2 separate regions of the Homo sapiens genome follow, and region 2 is linked to region 1. A link is an interaction called in ENCODE POLR2A ChIA-PET data of the cell type or tissue named here. Cell type or tissue: MCF 10A. All regions are shown on one strand. Each heading gives the region's core, and the rest is flanking DNA. Links, peaks and the distances in the headings are about the cores only.

The links. ChIA-PET counts read pairs that join two places held together with the same protein. Peaks named below come from ENCODE experiments on the same cell type or tissue, not always from the same donor. Only the 100,000 strongest peaks of a DNase experiment are listed, where the experiment ranks them.
Region 2: POLR2A ChIA-PET joins it to region 1 with 9 read pairs; 7 of 35 experiments call an interaction of 5 or more read pairs at or near these places.

Annotation. Positions count from the first base shown.
Region 1 is chr13:51,514,169-51,526,675 of GRCh38, forward strand. No RefSeq gene overlaps it. Among named protein-coding and RNA genes, the nearest start is that of MIR4703, 32 kb to the right of the region's middle. In MCF 10A, for the core only: no CTCF peak of the experiment used is centred there; DNase peaks (open chromatin) are centred at 4,853, 5,863 and 6,523.
Region 2 is chr13:51,589,082-51,601,588 of GRCh38, forward strand. All of the region lies in intron 1 of WDFY2 (WD repeat and FYVE domain containing 2), which reads left to right. It also overlaps the pseudogene RN7SL413P and the pseudogene ATP5PBP1. Among named protein-coding and RNA genes, the nearest start is that of WDFY2, 11 kb to the left of the region's middle. In MCF 10A, for the core only: no CTCF peak of the experiment used is centred there; a DNase peak (open chromatin) is centred at 2,010.

The DNA.
Region 1 (12,507 bases), core at 3,541-8,540:
TTATGTGTCTTGGAGTTGCTCTTCTCGAGGAGTATCTTTGTGGTGATCTCTGTATTTCCTGAATCTGAATGTTGGCCTGCCTTGCTAGATTGGGGAAGTTCTCCTGGATAATATCCTGCAGAGTGTTTTCCAACTTGGTTCCATTCTCCCTGTCACTTTCAGGTACACCAATCAGACGTAGATTTGGTCTTTTCACATAGTCCTGTATTTCTTGGCGGCTTTGTTAGTTTCTTTTTATTCTTTTTTCTCTAAACTTCTCTTCTTGCTTCATTTCATTCATTTGATCTTCCATCACTGATACCCTTTCTTCCAGTTGATCGAATCAGCTACTGAGGCTTGTGCATTCATCATGTAGTTCTCATGCCGTGGTTTTCAGCTCCATCAGGTCCTTTAAGGACTTCTCTGCATTGGTTATTTTAGTTAGCCATTCGTCTAATCTTTTTTCAAGGTTTTTAACTTCTTTGCCATGGGTTCGAACTTCCTCCTTTAGCTTGGAGAAGTTTGATTGTCTGAAGCCTTCTTCTCTCAACTCATCAAAGTCATTCTCCATCCAGCTTTGTTCGGTTGCTGGTGAGGAGCTGCGTTCCTTTGGAGGGGAAGAGGTGCTCTGATTTTTAGAATTTTCAGTATTTCTGCTCTGTTTTTTCCCCATCTTTGTGGTTTTGTCTACCTTTGGTCTTTGATGATGGTGACGTACAGATGGGGTTTTGGTGTGGATGTCCTTTCTGTTTGTTAGTTTTCCTTCTAGCAGTCAGGACCCTCAGCTGCAGGTCTGTTGGCATTTGCTGGAGGTCCACTCCAGGCCTCGTTTGCCTCAGTATCAGCAGCAAAGGCTGCAGAACGGCGAATATTGGTGAACAGCAAATGTTGCTGCCTGATCATTCCTCTGGAAGTTTTGTCTCAGAGGAGTACTTGGCCATGTGAGGTGCCAGTCTGCCCCTACTGGGGGATGCCTCCCAGTTAGGCTACTCGGGGGTCAGGAACCCACTTGAGGAGGCAGTCTGTCCATTCTCAGATCTCAAGCTGCGTGCTGGGAGAGCCACTACTCTCTTCAAAGCTGTCAGACAGGGACATTTAAGTCTGCAGAGGTTTCTGCTGCCTTTTGTTTGGCTCTGCCCTGCCCCCAGAGGTGGAGTCTACAGAGGCAGACAGGCCTCCTTGAGCTGCAGTGGGCTCCACCCAGTTGGAGCTTCCCAGCCGCTTTGTTTACCTACTCAAGCCTCAGCAATGGTGGGCGCCCCTCCCAGCCTTGCTGCCGCCTTGCAGTTTGATCTCAGACTGCTGTGCTAGCAATGAGTGAGGTTCCATGGGCATGGGACCCTCCAAGCCAGGCGTGGGATATAATCTCCTGGTGTGCTGTTTGCTAAGACTATCAGAAAAGCACAGTATTAGGGTGGGAGTGACCCGATTTTCCAGGTGCCATCTGTCACCCCTTTCCTTGGCTAGGAAAGGGAATTCCCTGACCCCTTGCACTTCCCAGGTGAGGTGATGCCGCGCCCTGCTTCGACTCACACTTGGTGTGCTGCACCCACTGTCCTGCACCCACGGTCCGACAATCCCCAGTGAAATGAACCCAGTACCTCAGTTGGAAATGCAGAAATCATTTGTCTTCTGTGTGCCTCACGCTGGGAGCTGAAGACTGGAGCTGTTCCTATTCGGCCATCTTGGCTAGCCAAAAACTACCGCAATTTCTTTATCCAGTCTATCACTGATGGACATTTGGGTTGGTTCCAAGTCTTTGCTATTGTGAATAGTGCCACAATAAACATATGTGTGCATGTGTCTTAACAGCAGCATGATTTATAATCTTTTGGGTATATACCCAGTAATGGGATGGCTGAATCAAATGGTATTTCTAGTTCTAGATCCTTGAGGAATTGCCACACTGTCTTCCACAATGGTTTGAACCAGTTTACAGTCCCACCAACAGTGTAAAAGTGTTCCTATTTCTCCACATCCTCTCCAGCACCGGCAACAGGCAATTGTTAAACTGACATTGATTTTATATTATTACCATTATTATTTGAATTTTTAAATTAAGCAATGAGGTGTGGGAAATTGTGTGTAGTGAACTGATCATGGACTATAATATTAGGTTTTTATTCTTAAAAGTACTTTAATTCTCTTTAATTTGATTAGTCAATCTGAAGATCGGGTATCTTTTATTATATTAAAAATAGACAGCCTGGGCGACGTGGTGAAACCCCATCTGTACAAAAAAATACAGAAAAAAGTTAGCTGGGCATGGTGGTATGAGCCTGTGGTCCCAGCTGCTCAGGAGGCTGAGGTGGGAGGAACACTTGAGCCCAGGAGGCAGAAGTTGCAGTGAGCCGAGATTGCACCACTGCAATCGAACTGTGCAACAGAGTGAGACCCCGTCTCAAAAATAAATAAATAAATAAAAATAAAAACAATGAGCAGAACAATTATACATTCATTCATTTAATACTTTTTTCTACATCATTCTATGAGCAAGAAATGTAATTTAGTTTTGGATACCAAATGACCACAAAAGCAAGCAGCTATTTCTCTTTTATTAAAATTCCCATGAGGAGTGCAATGATCTATAGTGTGGAGAACAACCATTCAAATGAAGTTTTGAGTGTACAGTCTTATTTTATTAAGATAAAATAGTCATGAGAATCTTCCAAAATTCCTATGGAAATCATATCATTTCCATTGACTTGTATGTATAAAAACTGACTAAAACGTTGTTAATTTCAGATTCTTGTAGAAACCTGTATTTGCCTTCAAATGTCTCTAAGACTTCCTACACTGGAGTACACTCAGCCCTCATCCAGCTTATGCAGGCCTGATACTACTATAACAAGACCTATTTTTCTATACCTAAGCAAATATATTCATAGTATTTTAAAATTGCCTTTTTTGCAACATTTAGCAAGAACCGCACAGTTGTTCTGTCGCTCTGACCTAGCAATCCTGCTCCTAGGAACTTACCCATAAGAACTAATTCCACAAAAGCAAAAATCCAGTTGCACAAAGATTTTAACACTATCTATAGCAGCCAAAATCTGAAAGCAAAATCATTTTCTACAACAGGAAAATGACTTAGAAAAGCATAGTGCATCAACAAGATGTCCTATATGTGATCATTAAAAAGGACACTAGGAAGTGGCAGAAATGTCAAAAATATTTTGGTAAACCTTAAATTAAAAAGCAGTATTTTTTAAATGACATTTATGTTGTGATTATAAATATACAAAAATAGACGAGCTAGTGGAGGACTAGAAGACAATTTGGAAAATAAAAACAGTTGCTCAGGGTAGGATAGAGGAAATTAGGAGTTTATTTTACTTCTTATAAAAATGTCTCAGAGGCCGAGGCAGGCGGATCACGAGGTCAGGAGATCGAGACCATCCTGGCTAACACAGTGAAACCCTGTCTCTACTAAAAATGCAAAAAAATTAGCCAGGCGTGGTGGCGGGTGCCTGTAGTCCCAGCTACTTGGGAGGCTGAGGCAAGAGAATGGCATGAACCTGGGAGGTGGAGCTTGCAGTGAGCCAAGATTGCACCACTGCACCTCCAGCCTGGGTGACAGAACGAGACTCAGTCTCAAAAAAAAAAAAAAAGTCTCAAGTTTTGTTTTACCTCAGCTTTTCAATTGAAGTAATATAACTACTTGCTATGGAGAATCAATTTAAACCATAAAAACACATACACATAGGTCAAAAATAAAAGCTGGACTTTTACAGAATTGATCCATATGTGTTCTCTGTGCATTTCCTCCTATAGCTAACTTTCTAGTGCCATCATTTTTACCAATGTCTTTAAACCTTGTGGAGTTGCTTCCAAGATCATGCTGGGCTCCCATCAAACCTATGATACCAAAATCTCTGGGGATTGGGCCTAGGTATATGTATTTTAAATCCACCCTTCCATCCCCAGGTAATTCTAACATGCAGTTAGGTTCAGAATCAGAGGACTTAAAGATGACCTTTCCAAATCGGAAATTTAAAAGCAAACAAAACCTCATTTTAAAGAAATACAAAAGTTATAGTCAACATTCAGGTGACTACTTTCAATTTTGATTTCTTGGGATATAGAAATGAGTGGCAGATGTGTTCACAGTACTACAATCCAAGGCATGATTTTGTGCTGTCCTTGGAAAGCACCAAACTAAAGAAGATCCTACAGAACATAGATGATCCCATCCCGGACCATATCCTCAAGTGACCGGCTCCTGTGTCCACGTGGCCTTGCCAAAAGGCAGCTAGACGTTCTCAGGGATTTCCCAGAAGGCAAATATTCCTTTCCTCATAAAATTTGCGTATGGTGCTCAGAATGCTCTATGTATCCCAGAATTTCTATTATTTTGATTTCTAGCCATTTTCAGAAGCCCAGATGCTCCCCTCAGGCACATAAAATTCTGTAGCCGCCAGGATCCACATAGCAGAGTGGAGGGACACAGCAGAGCTTGGAGTAGGTGCAGGAGGAACAGAGCCCACCATAAATTGTTCTCTGAGTTCCAGCCAGATGCAATGGGGTCTGCCCCTCAATCTGCCTTTTTCTCCAAAATGAGTGCATTGTAATCCATCTTGGCCCTTCCCTTTTCTCTGCTTTGTGGGTTATATGTTATTTTTCCTCACTTCACAAAAACAGGCCATTGTCACAATTTAATATTAATTTAGAAGGAAGCTGACCCGACAAATTTGAGAAAACCAAGTCCCAGAGAGGATAAATGACTTGCCCACGGTCACGTAACTTGATGATGCCAAGCTGATTTCCTGCCTCGAAAGCCACTTTTCATTATTATGAGGAAATGCATATGATTAACCCACAGTCTGGAGGGCATGTGTTTTAGGTTGTTCTCATAGCAGGGACGATTGGCAGTGACTTCATCCACACCCTCCTACCCAGCCATCCTGAACGGGTGACACACAGCTGAGACATCTGCTGTGGAGTAGGAAGGCTTCACACTGGGGCATGCTGGAGGGACACTTGAGAGATACAGAACCTGTGGTGCTGTCCTTGTTAACAGCACACATTCTTAAGATTAGAGCATCTTAGAGGGAAAGGAGAAGGGAGATTCATTTGTGTCTCCAACCTACCCTAGGTTGCATGTTAAACCACTCACCACAACATGCAGAGTGGGAGGTAAATAATTCAGTGTATACAGGTTCTGCATATATGTCATCAACGATTGATATGTTTCTGTATTCAGGTGGTTGTCAATATATGAATGAGATATAGCCTATATTACTCCAAAGAATTTAGTATTTAAAATTCTATATTCATTTTTGTTAGAGAAGATATTACTGCACAAAGGCCTACTTAGCCCCATATTACTGGATGTGACACTGATGGTTTCAGGAAACTTAACTGCTGAGGACTGAATTATGTCCCCCATCCCAAAATTCTACAGGTTGAAGCCCTAACCCCCTATGTGATGATATTTGGAGATGGGGCCTTTGGGAGGTAATTAGGGTTAGATGATATCATGAAGTACAGTCCTCCTGATGGGCTTAATGCCCTTCTAAGAAGAGACATCATAGAATTTGCTCTCTCTCCCCCATGTGAGGACACAGGGGGAAAGTGGCCAACTGCAACCTGGAAGAGGCCCTCCCTAGTACCCACCCAGGCTGACACTGTGATCTCAGACTTCCAGCCTCCGGAACTGTGGGATAATACATTTCTGCTGTTTAAGCCACTCAGTTTGTGGTGTTTTTTTTTTTTTTTTTTTTTTGCCTAAGCAGACTAATCCACCAACCTCCAAGAACCATACTAATTCTGTTGGCACACAGCATGGGTACTAGGAACACCAGATGCTCTTTGCTCTGGGCTGCCAAATGTCCAGCTTTGGAGGGAAGTCAAGGATCCAAAACAGTAGCATAAGTTCTAATGCTAGCTCTGGAAGCTATTCCTATGCAAGGTATCCAGAAATTAGGCATGTCATAGATAAACATAAAAGTACAATTGCACAACGATGTATGCATTCACTCATCCAACAAATATTTATTGAGCGTCAGCTATGTGGCAGGCACATAGGTGCTGGGGATATAGTAGTGAACAGAACAGACTCAAATCCCTGTCTGTTGGGGAGGACAGACAATCCATGAAATAAATAAGTAAAATATATAATCTACTAGACAGTGACAAGTGCTAAGGAGAAAAATTAAGCTGCAAGGGTCCTAAGGGATACTGGTGGTGATGTTAAATAGAGAGGTTAGGGAAAGTCTTATTAAATAGGTGCTGGGTGAGGTGAGCTAGGGAGCTGTCTGTATATCACCAAAAGAACATTCCAGAATGAACACAAAAGCAAAGGGCATGAGGTGTGCTGGGAAAATATCAAAAAGGCATGTGTGGCAAAAAAGACACGAAAGGAAGTAAGAGAGGGCAGGGGGTGGCATAGATCATGCAGCATTCATACCATTCCATCGACTCCCCTTCTCTGAGCAGAGCTGCAGCACGATCTGCTCCACATTTCAACACAGTCTCTCAGGCTGCTGGGTGTGCAGGGTTGCTCAAGTAAAGGCAACTTTGAAATGTGTGCTGTGTGGGTGTCCTAGGGCTGCCAAAACAAACTGCCACAAGCTGGTGGCTTAAAACAACAGAAATGTATGAGCTCATATTTCTGGAGGCTGCAAGTCTGAAATCCAGGTGTCTGCAGGGCTGATTTCTTCTGGAGCCTCTGCCTGAGAATCTGCTCCATGCCTCTCTCCCAGGTTCTGGTGGCGGCTGGCAATCCTTGGCTTGTGGCTACATCGTTCCAAGCTCTGCCTCCATCTTCATATAGCCTTTTTTTTTCCCCCTGTGTGTGTTTCTGTATCTCTGGGTCTCAATCTCCCACTCCTCTCTCTTATAAAGACACCAGTCATTGGATTTAAAGCCCATCCTAATCCAGTGTGACCTCATCTTAATTAATTATATCTGCAAAGGTGATATTTCCCAATAAGGTGACACTGAAAGTTCTGGATGAGCATGAATTTTGGGGGGAACACTATTCAATTCATTACTTATCACTAAAATACAGCCTTTAGGTTTATAAACTGAAAAAAATAGCCTTTAAAAATAATCAGTACTAAATTTTAGTCTGTTCCTGCAGTTTATAGGAAGGTAAATACCATATGAAATCAGGGTTGGCCTCTTAGCAAGTTAGAATTGGCTGAAAACAAAGTATAATAAAGAAGGCCAGAGTCCAGGGACTCTAAGGGACTAATCTGGCTTTTTTTTTTTTTCAAAGTAATAGTGAACATATATGAATATTTGAAAAGAAAACAAAAAGATATTTTCACAAAACTTTCAGTAATGATGACTTTGGTCCTGTCCTTAGTGAATGGCCTTGACTCTGGCCAGGTCGTTCAGTAGATCTGTGCCTGGGGTCTCCAGTATACAGTCAGGGTAAATTGTTCCAATCCTTTACCAGTGACTTTTTAAAAGGGAACATGTTTGTGCTCCATGAAACAAAAATGTGAAATAAATTCAACGTCTACAAATAATAATCATCAAACCTGAATTCTTATACTGGCACATCTCTTCCCCAAACTCACCCCTTGGGCACTTCTCTCTACAATGTCTTCCAAGGCCAGGTCACCAAACTCCAGGCAGAAGTCTCTGGAGAGAAGATCACCAAGGACAGCATGGGTTACTGCTTCTTTTTCCTGTCCAGTTTGCTGTGGACAGCCATGCTCCCCTAATGGCATTGTCTGAACATGTTTTTATACGGCTGTGCGCCCCTCAGAATAATGTCCTTCTGGGGAGGTTATTTCACCCCCAACGCCTGACCTTGTCAAAGGCCTGCCCCTCAGCCCTCGTACGCTAATGCTGCCCACCTGATGATACCCAAGTATGCTCCTGCCCCCTTCCCATTTGCTGATGTGGCATATAGAGCTTTAGCTGGATCACACATGAAATCAAATTGCCTGCAGGACAGCTTCATGTACAGTCCACAGTATGTTGAGAGAGAGGCATCCCACCAAAGCCTCCAGCGCAGCACCCGTGGAGACCAGCAGTACAGATATCCTTCATTGCCCTTCTCCCCCTAGGCTACCACCCCCAGGACCTGTGCTCATATTTTGGCACGTTAATACTAAGCCCGGAGATACTGAAAGCATTTATTTTTTTGCATACCTTTTCATTAAAGTTCAGTCTTTTTTGCCTTTCTTTTTGGTTTCCCACTTTTTCATTTAAATGGTAGCATATTAAATACACTATTGTACACCCTGCTTTTTATATAACTGTATTGATGTATATTTTGCATATCATATAATTTACCCATCTCAAGTGTGTACAGTTGAACGATTTATTTATTTATTTTGAGATGGAGTCTTGCTCTGTCGCCAGGCTGGAGTGCAGTGGCATAATCTCTGCTCACTGCAACCTCCACCTCCCGGATTCAAGTGATTCCCCTGCCTTAGCCTCCCAAGTAGCTGGGGCTACAGGAACATACCACCATGCTTGGCTAATTTTTTGTATTTTAGTAGAGACGGGGTTTCACCATGTTGACCAGGATGGTCTCAATCTCCTGACCTCGTGATCTGCCCACCTCAGCCTCCCAAAGTGCTGGGATTACAGGCATGAGCCACCACACCCGGCCTTCACTTATTATTATTATTATTATTATTTTGAAATAAGTCTTGCTCTGTCACCCAGGCTGGAGTGCAGCGACACGATCTCGGCTCACTGCAACCTCTGCCTCCCAGGTTCAAGCAATTCTCATGCCTCAGCCTCCTGAGTAGCTGGGATTACAGGCACATGCCACCACACACCTGGCTAATTTTTGTTTTGTGCTTTTTGTTTTTTGAGTTTTTTATTTTTTTGGTAGAGATGGGATTTCACTATCTCTACCAAAAGATGATCTTGAACTCCTGACCTCAGGTGGATGGCCAGGCTGGTCTCGAACTCCTGACCTCAGGTGATCTGCCTGCCTTGGCCTCCCAAAGTGCTGGGATTACAGGCATGAGCCACCAAGCCCGGCCTGAATGATTTGTTTTTTGTTCTTAGTGAATTTACCAGGTTGTGCAACCACACACCATAAATCAGCTTTTGATCATTTTCATCCCTCAGTAAGATCCCTCGTGCCCATTTACAGTTACCAGCCCCCTCCTCACCCAACCCCAGGCAACCTCCTTTGCTCCTGATGAGCAACTGTGATAAAGTAGTTCTTGGTGTTGTCATTACAGTCTAAACAGATTTGGCCAGTTTCCCTCCCATCCTAGGAACCAGGCTTTTTCACCGTGGCTGTCTTTCTGGTCTGAGCCAGAGGGCAGTCTCAATGGTGACGCCAAAGGCTGGGGGAGGAAGGAAGGAAGCTGTGGCTGGCACACCTCCATGTGCTTGAATCCACAGGCCCCTCTGCCCCAAACCAAACCACACTGTCTGCCTCCTATGCCAGCTCTGCTGAGAACAACTTTTTAAAAAACTTTAAAACAAAATTTTCAAGAAAAATGACTAAATGTCTCAGTCTTAAATTTTCTCTAATTTTAAAAAAATTGGTGTATTTTTTTTTAAAAATCCTGGATTATAATGACCAAAAATTTTTCCTAAGTGAAAAACACCAAGTTGAGGTAAAATGACACATTACCATGCTCAGGTACACAAGGTTATGCCTGTCACTGACCATTTGGAGTTTTGGTTTTGTTTATTAAGGAAAAGTCAAAGCAAACACAGGAATCGAGAACCACTGAACTCGAATGAGGCCTCCATCAAGGCCTTTTTGAAGAGCAGTGGTCAATCACAGAATTAAAAGAAAGGCAATCAGGTCAAGTTGTAATGCAGTTTGACTTAAAATGCATGTGCACAAAACAGCTATTTCTGCCTTCACCTTCCCCTTTGCTCTGTGAGAACAGGAACATATAAGGTCGTCTATTAATATTTTTTTAAAGAATGAATAAACAAATGAAGGCCTAATATGTCCTAAGCATTATGTAGCCTTGATGTCAAGAAATCCAAATAGAATGGAGAAGTGGACCCATAAACAAATAATTTCTATATGCAGTAGTCCTCCCTTATCCATGGGGAATACATTCCAAAACCCCCAGTGGATGCCTGAAACCACAGATACTACCAAACTCTGTCTATACGATGCACAAATTTATTTTTCCTTCTTCACAATATCACAGATAGAAGTTTCATTCTTACTGTAGATTTTAGAAACCTTAGCATATGAGTTTTTTCCCTTAGTAGTCTGAGAACTTTTACCTTTTTACTTAACATAAGCACTTGACAGCATATCCAAATTGCCAGCATCACCACTCTTTCACTGTGGGACCATCATTAAGTAAATTAAGGGTGACGTGGACACAAACACTGTGATACTGTGACAGTCGATCTGATAACAGAGAGGGCAAATAAAGTGACTCAGGGGCAGGGAGTGTCAACAGTGTGGATCTGCTGGACAAAGTGAGGATTTCCATCCTGGGCAGGACGGAGAAGGATGGTGCAAGATTTCATCATGCGGCTCAGAGTGGTGGAAAATTTAAGACTTATGTTAATAAATTGTTTATTTTTAGAATTTCCCATATATTTTCCAACCACAGTTGACCACTTATAACAAAATCACTGAAAGCTAAACTGTGGATAAGGGGGACTACTGTAGTATGATAATCAACAGAAGTAATGTCAAGGTATCATAATAGCTCACCATGAGCAGTGGTTAATTTGGGTTGAGGAAGAGGGCAATGATGAGGGAAACTTTGCATATGCAAAATATGAGCTATTTAGGAGAAATAGGCATTCTCCAGGAAAGCAAAGACAAAGAAGGTCATTCCAGGCAGACGAAATAGCCTATGCAGAGGGAAGAAATAGTTTAGTCTAGCCAGAGCATAAAACGTAGATAAGTTTCCCCCTGTAGCCATGAGGCACAGGGTAAGCCTGAAAGAATGAAGTCCTGGGTGAGGTCAGATGTGAGAAGCAAGAAACAGTTTGACGGCTGTATTAGTCAGGGCTCTTTAGAAAAGTAGAGCCAATAGTATATAGCTATACAATACTACATTGCTTAATGATGGGGATACATTCTAAGATGCTTTGTTAGGCACTTTTGTCATTGTGTGAACATCACAGAGTGTACCCACAGAAACCTGGATGGTATAGCCTACTACACACCCAAGTTATCTGGTATAACCTATTGCTCCTAGGCTACAAACATGTTACTGTACTGAATACCATACACATTGGTAACACAATAGTAAGTAATCGTGTATCTAAACATAGAAAAGTTACAGTGAAAATGCAGTATTATAATCTTATGGGACCATTGTTGAACATGCTGTTTGTTAACTGAAATGTATTATGTGGCACAGTGACTGCATATATATTCATATAGAGAGAGACAAAGAGATCGTATCAGGCTGTTCTTGAATTGCTACAAAGAAACACCTGAGGCTGGATAATTTACAAAGAAAAGAGACTTAATTTGTTCATGGCTCTGCAGGCTCCAACATTTGCTTCTGGTGAAGCCCCAGGAAGTTTCCAATCATGGCAGAAGGTAAAGAGGGAGCTGGCATGTCACATGGTGAGATCCGAAGCAAGATACAGAGGGAGGAGGTGTCACACATTTTTAAACAACCAGATCTTACATGAATCAGAGCAAGTACTTACTCATCACCAGGGGGACGGTGCTAAACCTTTCATGAGGGACCCACCCTTATAATCCAATCACCTCCCACCAAGCCCCACTCCAACACTCGGTATCACATTTCAGCATGAGATTTGGAGGGGACAAATATTCAAACAATATCAGAGATTGATTATAGGAATTGGCTCATGTGATTATGAAGGCCAAGTCCCACAATCTTCCATCTGCAAGCTGGAGAACCAAGAAAGCTGGTATAGTGATTCAACATCAGTTCAAAGGCCTGAGAACCAGGGAAAGCTGATGATGTAAGCCTCAGTCTGAGGCTGAAGTCCCAAGAACGAGTAGCACCAATGTCTGAGGCAGGAAAAGATGGATGTCTCAGCTAAAAAAGGAAGAAGATTTGCCCTGCCTCTACTTTTTTGTTTTATTCAGACCCTCGACCAGTTGGATGATGCCTGCCCCTATTGGGGAGGATGGATCTTCTTTGTTCAGCTGCTGATTCAAATGCTAATCTCTTCCAGAAACGCCCTCACAGACACGTCCAGAAATAAGGTTTTACCAGCTACCTGGGCATCCCTTAGCCCGGTCAAGCTGACACATAACACTGACTATCACAATGTTCAAGTTCAAGGGAGTTGGGAGAAGAAAGAACTGGGCATAAAGCAAAGGGTCTTCAACAGAGGACAGAACAGACAGTGTGAGCAATGGTGTAGAATAATGAAGCAATTTTTTTGTACTAATTCATTTGCAGCTGAAAGCTGAGAATGTAGGGAAGTGGCAGTTGTAGAAGCCATTGTTTTGATGGACTAGGTGGCATATGGAATTGTTGTATGTGAATTTGAGGATAGGGAGACAGGTGTACCAGATAAAAGTAAAGCAAGGCAAATACTCTTCAAATACTCAGTTTGTCAATATTTTGTGGATAGGGTTAGTGAATGGGTAAATGTGGACTTGAAGAAATTTTAACAATATCC
Region 2 (12,507 bases), core at 1-5,000, 71 kb after region 1:
TGAGATTTTTAATCCCAAAATAAGGAGATCTGATCCCCAATGCCTAGCACAAAGGAGATATGCATTATATGTTCCTTGAATGAATTAAGCAATGACTGGTGATCACCTTTTTGAATTGAAATGGACCTGAGGATTTTGTGAGTTTCTGTCAGCAAAGGTATTTAAGTTGAGCCTGAGAGAAGTTTAGCAGCTTGCTTTAGGCCAGGGTAATCAACAATACAATATGGGATGGGAGTGGGAAGGGGCTGGGATGAGGGGGTTGGATTTTTTTTCTGCTTCGAGGGCCTTTTTTTCCTGACTCTAAATTACTATGATTCGAAGTGGCCATGACTACTTGACTGTTTCCTGAAAAAAATATGTTAAAATTTTATTTCATCTTATGAATCCTCATAGTATTGGTTCATTTACCATTAATTCTTTTTATTATGAAATTACACTATCCCAGTTCTCTGCTTCAACCATTAGTTTGATAATTAGACCTTGGTGCAGTTCAGTTGAGCTCCTGATAGAGTTTTATGTACCATGTATTTTATAACATTTGCACAATTTTCTTAAGAAATGCAAATCAAAGTTTTATAGTGCCAAGCACAGTTCTGAAAGTTGAGGACTTTTCAGAGTGAGGGAGTGAGCGCTCTGAAGTCAGCAAAATTAGAACCCATCTAAACTAATTTTTCAGTGTGTGAAGTCTCTAATAGCATAAAATTAATACACTTTCCACTGCGCACTTGAGACTCATCACTTGGTGGTAATAATTGTGGATTTCAAGGTCCCAAAGAGGGAACTTGTCCTGTATGATTGTGGAAAATTAGACCTTTACTCCGAATTCAAAACATGAAGCACTCTTCATGCTAGCAAATCTTTCTGGGAACAGGCTGCCTCTGTGTTTCCAAAGGTCAGAAATAGACTGACTTTTTAAGGAAAGATCACTATGGGAAAGCTTATTTGAGGAGGCTTACTAGAGGAGGATTAGCTTCAAGTGATCCCAGAGCTCCTGACAGTTCTGAATTTCCTGTTTTTATATTATTAAACCAGAGTCTGTCCAGGACCTCACAGATCTTAATCAGTATATATTCATCCACATATTGCAATGCTATGGGAAAGTTAGGATGGCAATTCTGACACTCTTAAAATGAGTAATTTTTAAATCTTGAAATCCTGACCAGCTGTCTTACACCTCAAGTGCTGCTAAACTTACTTTGAAAAAGGAATATAGGTAAAAATCATAGGATTTAAGTAGCTAGAATAAACTTTAGAGAGATGGCCTTTTCCAAACAAACAAAACCAAAACTTTAGAAAAGGAAATGTGAGTTTTTACTTGCACAGCATCTTTCTCTGGCTGTCTGTTTTCACTTTGCATTTGGCTTTGAGAAAGCATGGAGAATCATCTTGATGTCATTAGAAATAACAGTGTGGGGAAAATTAAAACACTTTGTGGCATTTAGAAATCAATAAGTAGATTGTGATTTAAGACTACTGCAGGTGGTGATTTGTTGATATCTGTAACACTAAACTAAATTGTGTACAGTATATACTTAGAAGAGACTGACCACCATACCAAGCTTTTCTTCTCAACTATTGGCAGAATAGAAAGAATTTAAAAAGAGATCACACTCCTTTATTTTTATATGAGTAGGTCTCCCAAGGAGAGTGTTACAATTAACCTAGAAATTCCCTAACAGAGAAAAAAAAAACAAAAAAAACTCCCCTTGTGCAACTTCAGCAAGCAGTCTTCTCTTTAAAAAAATTTTTTGTATTTCGGGGCAGGGAGCCTCTTCATCCAAATATTTTATTTAGTCCTTAGTAAAAATTAATTCAGAAGTATGAGAAACTAACCAGTAAGACCAAAAAAGAAAAGGTCATCTCCTTGTCTCTTGGCAGGGAGTGCTACTTTATGGTCTCCTGTGCCTTTAATTTAAGGATTCTTGGAAAAGAACTGGGAGTCTGATCTCAGCTCTACTCTGCATTGACCTTGGCATTTCCTGGGGCATTTCATCACTCTAAGCTTCAGTTTGTCCATCTGGCAAAGGAGGGGGTTAGATTTCCTAGCTATGACTCTTGTACTGTGATGTGCTTCTGTAGTGACTAGATAAGTAGTCTCTGCAACCATATCATCCTAAAATCTCAAGTGGAGGAAAGCACGCATTAGGGAAAAAGCAGCATGCTTGTGTGAAACTGTCAGCACCTCATGTTGCAACTGTAAAACGATGCTTTCTAGAGCCTTTGGATGGCAGCGGTTATTTATTCCTGGATGAAATATTAAGAAGTATTTGTTTTGTGTTAGTGCCTAACACCCAGTTGAACTAGATTCACTACATTCCTACTTCTAGATGAGTCCTTTACTTTCAAACTCTGGGTGGTTTGCCAGCAACCAAGTCAGGGCCTGGGTTATCTAGATTAATGCTTTGGAAACTTTTTAGACCATAAATCATAGTAAAAAATATAGTTAGCATTGCTACGCAAGACTGACATACTCTCTCACACATAGACACACATATGACAGAAACAAAGGTTTTATGAAATGGTATCCTCTTAATGTGACATGCACACTATTTTCTGTTCTGTTGCAGCCCTTATAAGATCCTAGTTGTGACCGTTTCAATTAATTTCATGACCCACTAAAGGATTGTGAACAAGAGTTTGAAATATTACAGAGCTTTAGAAGAACTGGTAATGTTTTGTACCTTCTTTTTCTCCCGTTATGTAGTTTCAGTTTTCTAGAAGATGGAAATGTAATTCAACTTGGGGACCTAAACCCTGCCAGCCTACCCCACCCCTGGCCTGGCCTGCTTTTCTGAAATTCCCATTGACATTATAGAATTGACCCAGTCTGACTGGAAGCCTTCAAGTTAGGAGATAACTGTTCTAAAGCCTTTCAGCCCAGAGCCAGAGAGGGTTCAGAAAAAAAGTAGGAATGTTGGGGGGAGGGGGGAGGGATAGCATTAGGAGATATACCTAATGTTAAATGAAGAGTTAATGGGTGTAGCACACCAACATGGCACATGTATACATATGTAACAAACCTGCATGTTGGGCACATGTACCCTAAAACTTAAAGTGTAATAAAAAGAAAAAAAAAAAGAAAAAAATTAGGAATGTACCAAATTGAGCATTTGCTATTGTTTGAGTGGCTGCATTTTAACTTCCTGTCCTATGTTAATTTATTACTGAGTTAGGACTCAGAAATGATGCATCACATCTAAATTATGAATGTTGCCAGGTGGGGTGGCTCACGCCTGTAATCCCAGCACTTTGGGGGGTTGAGGCGGGTGGATCACCTGAGGTCAGGAGTTTGAGACCAGCCTGGCCAACATGTTGAAACCCTGTCTCTACTAAAAATACAAAAATTAGCTGGGTGTGTTGGTGGGCACCTGTAATCCCAGCTACCCGGGAGACTAAGGCAGGAGAATCGCTTGAACCCAGGAGGCGGAAGTTGCAGTGAGCCGAGATTGTACCACTGCACTCCAGCCTGGGCAACAGAGCGAGACTCCATCTCAAAAAAAAAAAAGACAAAAATAAATAAAATAAAATTAAAATAAATAAGTAATGAATGTCAGTTGTTGACCTCTCTGTGTGACTATGCTTTTCTTTTAGCTGGGCAGATTTACTTATAACACAGAGCTATTTAGAGATTTTATGTATTTTCCATTGGTTATTAAATTATTATCTCTTTTCCGATTTCTAAGGATCAACTTAAATTTTAAATAATCATCATAATAATCGCTCTGGAGTATGTTTACATTTTAAATAAAGATAATATAGGCCAGGCGTGGTGATTCACACCTATAATCTCAGCACTTTGGGAGGCTGAGGTGGGAGGACTAGCTTGAGGCCAGGAGTTCAAGACCAGCTGAGCAAGATAGCAAGATCCTGTCTCTACAGCGAATAAATAAATAAAAGATAATAACCACAATAAAGAATTACTGCTCATAGATCCCTTAGCACAGTGACTGTTAGTATTTCATATATTTCCTTCTAGTAGTTTCTCTAATGCAGTTTTCAAAAATATGATTGTAATCATACACTTTTATGTTCTTGCCCTCACTTAAACTTTTGCCAGCACCTACCTAGATTTTAACCATCATTTTAAGTGGCCTTATATTTTTGCTTTCCTTCTGTATTCACTCATATTTATTTAATGATTATACTGTATATACTTGGCCTCTGATCTCCCATCATGAACAAGGCATATCCTACTCTCAGGGTACTGGTGATCTAGTCAGTACATCATAATTTATCTTCTCCCTATTGTTTATTTACATTATTTTCAGTTTTATAAATGTTATGATGAACATTTATAAATTGTTATACATATAGGTGTCCCCTTCTATCCCCCACCCTGAGTTTTTTGATTATTTCTTTAGGAAAGATTGTAAGAAGATTGCCATATTATTTTCCAAAAGGTTTATGCCACTTTAAAATGCTTATAGTTATGTATGCATATGAGAATGTTAGTTTTGCCATACCTGACCAGCCATGGATATTATTATTTTAAAATTCTTTTTCATAATTTGCTTGATAAATGGTGGTACTTTATTGATGTTTAATTTGTATGTTTTTGGCTGACTGGTGAATATTTTTCTGTTCGTTTATTTCTAGTTATTTTTCCTTTTGTGAATTGTCTGTTTCTGTCCTTTGTCCATTTCTCCATTGAAGTCTCTTGGTTCTTCTTAACAATTTCTTTTACATATATTCTATAGATATATTAAGAATATTAACCCCAGGCCTGTTATATATCCAGATATATCTTACATTTTGTTGTTTGCCTTTTCATTTTTTGTATAGAAAACATTTACTTTTAAGTTTAGCTGTCAAAATTTATTTTAAAAATTTTAAAATGAGAGACAGGGTCTCACCACGTTGTTCTGGCTGCAGTGCAGTGGCCATTCAGAGGCACATTCCCACTACTGATCAGCAAGGGAGTTTTGACATGCTCTGTTTCCGACTTGGGCCAGTTTACCCCTTCTTAGGCAACCTGGTGGTCCCCAGCTCACATGAGGTCACTATATTGGTGTCTAACTTAGTGTGGACACCTAATTAGCATAGCACACTATAGCCCAGAACTTCTGGGCTCAAGTGAACCTCCTGCCTCAGGTTACTGAATAACTGGGACTACAGGTGTGTGCCACCACACACCTTTTTTTAATAATTGAAATTTCTTCCATCACTCCTAATTTTTGAAAGTAACGCTTTTCCTAGGGAGCCACTGATACTCATTTTTCTTTCATCTTAGTTATATAATTTGATGAAAAAATAACTTTTTGATTGGTTTGAAGTGTATTTCATTAGGTGGCATAATTTGGGAAGTATAAATGGATTTTCCTAAAACTTGCTGTTAATTATTTCTACATTACTTATTGAGTGGTCCTTATATTTTCTTTTGTATTTATTTGTGAAACGACTTTTATCACAAATTTCAGTTCTCATAATCAGCAGGGCCTGCTGTGGCCTCTGTTGTGTCTTAGGGAATCTCTTTGCCTCTTTTAGCACCAGTTCTACACTTTTAATTATTGTAGCTAATGAGTTTTTCTTGATTGCTTGCCACTATGTGTCTGCAATGATAGCCCTAATCTCTCTGTCCAGGTCATCTGGCTAATGGGAAAGGAATCAGATATTGGCTCTTTCCAAAGCCTTAGGATTTTACAGTCTCAGTTTCCGTGTCTGCAAATTGGGAGTAATGACTCGTCCTAGTGTTGTTGGGAGGTTTACATGAGATGATCTTCCTGCAGCACCTGCAGCACCTGCAGCACTTGGAGCATAGTTGGTGCTCAGTGAAAGTTTGTTTTATTTTTTGTTTATAACACCAGCACACCTCTAAGCAGGTAAGCTTTTTCTGTTGCCATGGTTCCATTAAGACTATTTTAAGACTCACTTTGGATGTACAGAGTTTGGTCTGTTGAACTTTTTTTTGTTTTTGTAGAGTTCTGAGCCCCTTTTTTCTTCTCTATTATAGAAGGGCGAGGTTAACTCTGTCATCTTTATACCACCACTTTCCAAATTTGCCCTGTGACAGCCAGTGGTAAGGAGAGGTGTGTAGTGGGTGGGTGCTGTGTTCTCCTTTGCAGGCTTCTATCTCTCTCTTCATTTGCTATCTTGCCCTGAAATGGTATGTCCCTTGTCCCCACTGGTCTCCTGGACAGCAGGGGCTGTGTCTTCCATGGCTTCCATAAGGAATACACTTAGGGAAGGATAAAAGTTTAACTAAATTGTTCTTAACCGGAAGCTTAGGCATTATAAACTGGCAACTAGCAGACTGAAGTCCACCGTTGGACAGATTTTGAGTGGTCCACACACAGTGTTTTTAGAAGTTTTGAATTTGTCGGCAAGGTTTAAACATATGGACTTCACATAAACACCCAGATTGCCAGCTTCTCTTGACACATGGGAAGACGGAGCTGTGCCAAGCCATGAAATTATCGCCTGCAGACCCCTTGCTCCTGCTCTGCCTGTTGGGGCTAAGGTCCTCTGAGCTGGCCATGAGAGGTGAAGATATGCTGCCATGGCTGCCTGCTGGTGGGAAAGCAGCACACGAGACCCAGAAAGCCTTCCTCTAAAATCTGAAATGCTTCCCCTTTTTTGGACTAAGTAGTTAGAGCTTTGATATTTAGAAGAAGAAAAAGAAAAAAGAAATCAAAAGATAGCCAGAAAGCTCATGTTTCTAAAAACTTAGATGTGGGCCAAGGGAGGAAGCATATAGGTAAAAAATCAAGACACCTTTTATAACAGATGCTGATGTACCCAGTAAATATATAAATAAAGGTGGGTATTGGTAAATTAAGGACGGCATTTACCCTTCCTGATTCCCTCTCTGGAGGCATTTTTTTGGGGGCCAGGGACTGGAGTCAGAGAAGCCTGGATTTGACTCTTTGCTCTGCCACTTCATATTTAAATACATTTAAATTCTAGTTTTAGAAAAGCTTAGATTACATTGTTGCTTTTTATTTTGTGCATCTGGATTAATATTCCTGGAGTCAGTTTACATGCCTTGCTGTTAGAATCTCAGTAACCTGTTTTAGTGTTCGTTGGGGGAGAAGGAGTGTTGGAATGGCTAATTCATTTCATTATATTTCGATTTGGGGGATATTTTTGAATTTATATTTGAATAATTAATTCTCTTTACATGTCAGAGCTTAGATTGTTAAACAGTTTTGAAAGATGAGTAATTTTTATCTAGAAAATAAAATTAAATTAAGGAGGTTAATCTGCATGCATAGTTAGCTGAATTGGCATGCTGTTTGAATGGATTAAATTGGTTTGGAGTTTGGTTGCAGTGTGACTTTTCTGACTTATTTTTCTTATTGAGCTTCCATTTGGGAAATTTCTGTCACATCAGATATGCAAAATATAAATCTTTGAGTTCGATGTGGATAGGATAGGGCAAAGTTTGAGAAAGTAAAGTTCACCGAATCCTAAAAGGTTCTGTCAACCTTAAATAATGAGATTCAGAAAATATGATTTAAATACAGTTTGAGTGCAAAGCTTGAGGATGATCACCTGGAAACACTGACTCCAAGTGAATGGGCTCAGTGTTCCAAAGTGAAGTTAAGGTTTCACTTACATGGGTAGAGACAGAGAAGTTCCAGCAAGATTGCATTGTTCATATAAGACCAGAACATACACCACAACGATTTGATTGGTTACAGATTGCTACATTCCAGGGAAGATTCCTTACTCCATGAGAAGGGACAAGGATCTGAGGGGGTCTTATCTCTGGTGCTGCTTGGCCTTTTAATTATTTACAGGAAAAAAGGCAGAAGTTGCAGCTGTACACCACGTGACTTGGGCTGTGTAGCCATATTCCTCTCAAGGCTCAGAATAAGTTAAAATTCCAATAGCTTTAAGTTGGAATTATTTTAAGTTTGAACAATTTAATTTCACAGTTCAGTGTAGTATACGGAGAAGAAGCGGTCCAGAAAAGTTCTCTTGAGGCTCTGGGGGCATGTGTGGGCTTGTCTACAGGTAGATTATATTTCTCCAGTGTGTGGTCCTCCTCCCACCTCACTTTAATTTTTTGTTTTCTTTTTAAAAATGTTCTACTTTACTCTTTAATAATTTCTCATTATTGAATTAGTGGAAGTATAGATCATTGTCAGAATTGAACCCAGAAGAACTGTATACTATATACCAAGTTGTTGCTTTATTGATAAGTGAACAAACGGTTGAGTTCTTGAGATTACTGTGTTGAGATTTCCAGTGCTCATAGGCACTTTTCTAAGGGTCTTTGGCTATAATTGAAGTTCTTATATTTTGGTCATAAGAACTTCATTGATGTCCTTACCATTATATAATTACTGGGAAACTACATTCTTAAGCCTGAAGGACTGAACTTGAACTTGAAAACTTTTGAAGCAATGAACTGTTTTCACATTGCACAAGTAAGTTTGTCCTTTGAGGGATGCTGCTATAGTCACTATTTTCAGGACCCGACATTGCTTATTTCTGCTTTTTCAAAACTTTTGCTTAAAAAGTTTATCTGTCTGTTGCTTTTGTTGCCTAGTAGTTCATGCTTATGTATGTGGAAAAGTGAGGTTAATGATGGCAAAAAATCCTGGATGGATTTGCAGAGAGAATGGGATCAAAATGGCAGAAACATTTAGTTACTTGAAATGGAGTTTAGCTAGGAGATTGCAACAATTTGAAATAAAATAATCATAGTACAAAAGAAGTAAGGTTTTAAAAATGTTACTTATTTGGTAGTTTGTTTCCCTTGAAGAAATTCTGAATATTTGAATGAAAAACAGCAGGTAGAAATAGATACTAGCATTTACATTTACAAAATAATCAACCTTGGTGGTTTTTAGTTGATGGTACATGTATATGCAAAATTCAGAAGGCTATGATGAGTGAAGTCTCCCTCCCACTCATGGGTTTTAAGATTTTGTGAAAGGAAAACTGATAGGATTTCCACAAGGTCTAATATATATGCCCTGATATGGATCTCAGTGGGCATTTCTGCTTCAGCTGTGTTAAACTTTTCCCTTATAAAACTGCTTTGGCAGGGGCAGGTGTGGTGGCTCACGCCTGTAATCCCAGCACTTTGGGAGGCTGAGGTGGGCAGATCACCTGAGTTCAGGAGTTCGAGACCAGCCCGGCCAACATGGTGAAACCCTGTCTCTACTAAAAATACAAAAATTAGCTGGGTGTAGTGGCGGGCACCTGTAATCCCAGCTACTCGGGGGCTGGGGCAGGAGAGTTGCTTGAACCCAGGAGGTGGAGGTTGCAGTGAGCCGAGATTGCGCCACTGCACTCAAGCCTGGACAACAGAGCGAGACTCTGTCTCAAAAAAAGATAAAAATACAAATAAATAAAACTGCTTTGGGAGGTCAGGGTCACAGGGATGCTAAGATTGCTGCCTTGTTACTTTTCTGCTTACGCCACAGTGGACCCCTCTCTGAAAAACACAGCCCTCCTAGGTGCAGGGGGCATGCAACAAGGATCTTTCACACAGGGCAGCCAAGTCTTACCCCTCTACCTTCTCTTCCTGAATATGGAGAAAAGTTCTTGGCCTGATCCCTAAGGAATTCCTCATTTCTTTATCCTAAAATCACTGTAATAGGACTATGTGTACTCGGAAATGGGTTTATCTTGTATTCTCTATCCAAAGAAATATATATGGTTATGCCGGAGAATTTTGCTACTATATCAATGGTAGGGTTACTTGTCTATGTAAATAAAAATATTCTCCTCTATTGGAGAATTTGCTGATGAACTCAATGAACAAAAAATTGTCCAATTAGAAGAGGTGAAGCAGGCTTTCCCCAGACAAATTCAGCACGAGATTGATTTGGAGAAGTCACAGCAGGCACTGGTCCACAAGTGCCATTTACTTTTTTTTTTTTTTTTTTTTTTGAGACAGAGTCTCGCTCTGTCACCAGGCTAGAGTACAGTGGTATAATCTCGTCTCACTGCAACCTCCGCCTTCCAGGTTCAAGCGATTCTCCTGCCTCAGCCTCCTGAGTAGCTAGCACTGCAGGCATGCGCTACCATGCCCAGCTAATTTTTGTATTTTTAGTAGAGGTGGGGTTTCACCACGTTGGCCAGGATGGTCTTGATCTCTTGACCTCATGATCTGCCCACCTCTGCCTCCCAAAATGCTGGGATTATAGGCATGAGCCACTGCTCCCGGCCTTAGAAGTGCCATTTACTTTTTTGACACCCAGAGGGATAACATTGCTTTGGCCTTGGAGGCTACTTACTGAGAATAGCTGCATAAAGTATAGAAGGCTATAAAGAATTGCCTGGACTATCATATCTCTGTGCAGACTATTATGGGAGAAGCACAAGGTGCAGAGAATCTCTGCACAGCAAGAAAAGGAGACATTTGTGAAGCGCATGGCACAGTAAAGCTGCTCACAAAGAAGGCTCAAGCACAGCCAGCTCTATTAATGTATCTATCCCAGTTGAGACAGCTGGAAACAGTTGACTGACTAAATGGAAACTAATCTATGTAACAACATGTTTTTGTATTGCTGTCTGCTGAAGTTACTGTATATGTTTCCTAAAAATGAAAAGTTTGAGTTTCATGTAGTGAGAGAACTAAGTCCATTGGCCAGTCAGATGTTTCTCACCCTTCTTACTCTGGACTTTGAGTTGTTCCAGGATCACTTTTGAATAAGGAGCTTACTTTTGTTAAAACTTGCTGCCTTACTAAAGATTATAAGTTATAGTTTAAATTTGTAATTAATTCTGCCATCTTGCAATAAAGTGACAATTGAAACAAGGTTTTCCAAGTTGCATAATTTTATGAAGTACTATTCAACTTTTGTCATGTGGGTGAAAGTTAAAGATGCCATTGAACTACAAAACAAACAAACAAACAAAAAAAAAAACAAAACAAAAAAACCAAAAAACCAAAACTGCTCTGGGGCTTGCAGTGCTTGCATGTGGCCACTGTGACACAAAAACCTTCTTCCTTCCTCCTTCTCCCCTACTTCTCCCTCCCTCATCTCCAGATAGCTGCATTCCCTTAGCACACTCTTCATGTATTTATTAAAGCACTGCCTCACATTGAAATTATTTCTCTTCTGCCCTGTGGTCCTTATCATTGTATCTCTCAAGACCTCTAGATCAGGGCTGAGAACACAGTAAGTAAAATTGAAACAATATAGGTTTGTGTTGTGTATTAGGTCACACTGAGGGAGAGAGTTACTTTGAAAATCAGTTGTGTCCTAATGATATATAATGATGGAGTCCCTTAGGTTTCTTTGATACAGAAACCAGCTCTGGCATTTCCTGGTAGGAGACTCAAGTATCTTGCAGAATCCAAGGGATGCATTTGGGTCTTGGGAATAGAACTGAAGACTGGAGCACATGGACAACCAGGAAGTCTCTTCTCCCTACTGCTCATCGGTTTCTGTGTATCTGCCTCATTCTTTCTTGCTCACACTGGCTTCCTCTGTTTCTTTCTTAGTCCACATGGCATAACATGGCTGCCGGCTGCTCCTGAATTTTACATTACAGTCTAGATAAGCAGGGAGAGATTGATCTCAGACTCCCAGAATTGCGGAATTCCTTGGGAAGGAACCTAGTGGTCTGGCTAGGGTCAGCTGTTCACTCTGGAATTATGGCCAGAAGTAGAGTCATGTTGCAGGGATATGGCAATCCCCACTGCAGTCTGTGGATGGGGAGAGGAGGGAAGGGAGGAGGGGCATGTCTCAGAAAGAGAAGAAAGATAAGCAATCCAGTAGGTGCCCACTACTGGACCCTATGGGCATGAGATGAGCCCATGCCCTTTTCGTTGGTCATTGCTTTAGTAGTAGCGGAATAATGAACACTCACAGACTCTTGTGTTTCTCCTGACCTTCATTGCTATTTTCCGTGAAGTCTGCTCATATAGCAGGTGACATGTTCAGATGGCCATTTTCTCATTGCTTTATTTGCTGATTTGACATGTGGACTCTTTTCCTGTAGTGAATATAAGATGAAGAATGGGTAGGTATTTCAATATGAATGTTCTGAGCAAAAGCCATTGTTATGGGACAAATTTTAGCACTGGTGAGTAGACCCCATATGATAACCATATTTTCTAAACTCCAAGTAAAAACACATGGCTCAACAAAATATTTTTTCTTCTGATGGATGAAATTATTAAATTGCATTTTGTGATATATTTAATCAACTGAAATCCAAAAAATAACATGAAACTAGACTGCCAAGCATATATGGGCACAGCATATATCCTATCTCAGGGAGGAAGTGGAAAAGCCTCAAGTATATTAATAGTAATTAATACTAGGTTACTCTTTCTGAATATGTACCATCGGCCAGACACTGGGTTAATCTGTTTATGTGCCTTTTCTTATTTAATTCTAAAAATGATTGTATGAAGTTAGTAGTTTACTTTTTTTTTTTTTTAGACATAGTTTTGCTTTTGTCGCCCAGGCTGGAGTGCAATGGCGCAATCTTGGCTCACTGCAACCTCTGCCTCCGGGGTTCAAGCGATTGTCCTGCCTCAGCCTCCCGAGTTGCTAGGATTACAGGCACCTGCCACCATGCCCGGCTAATTTTTGT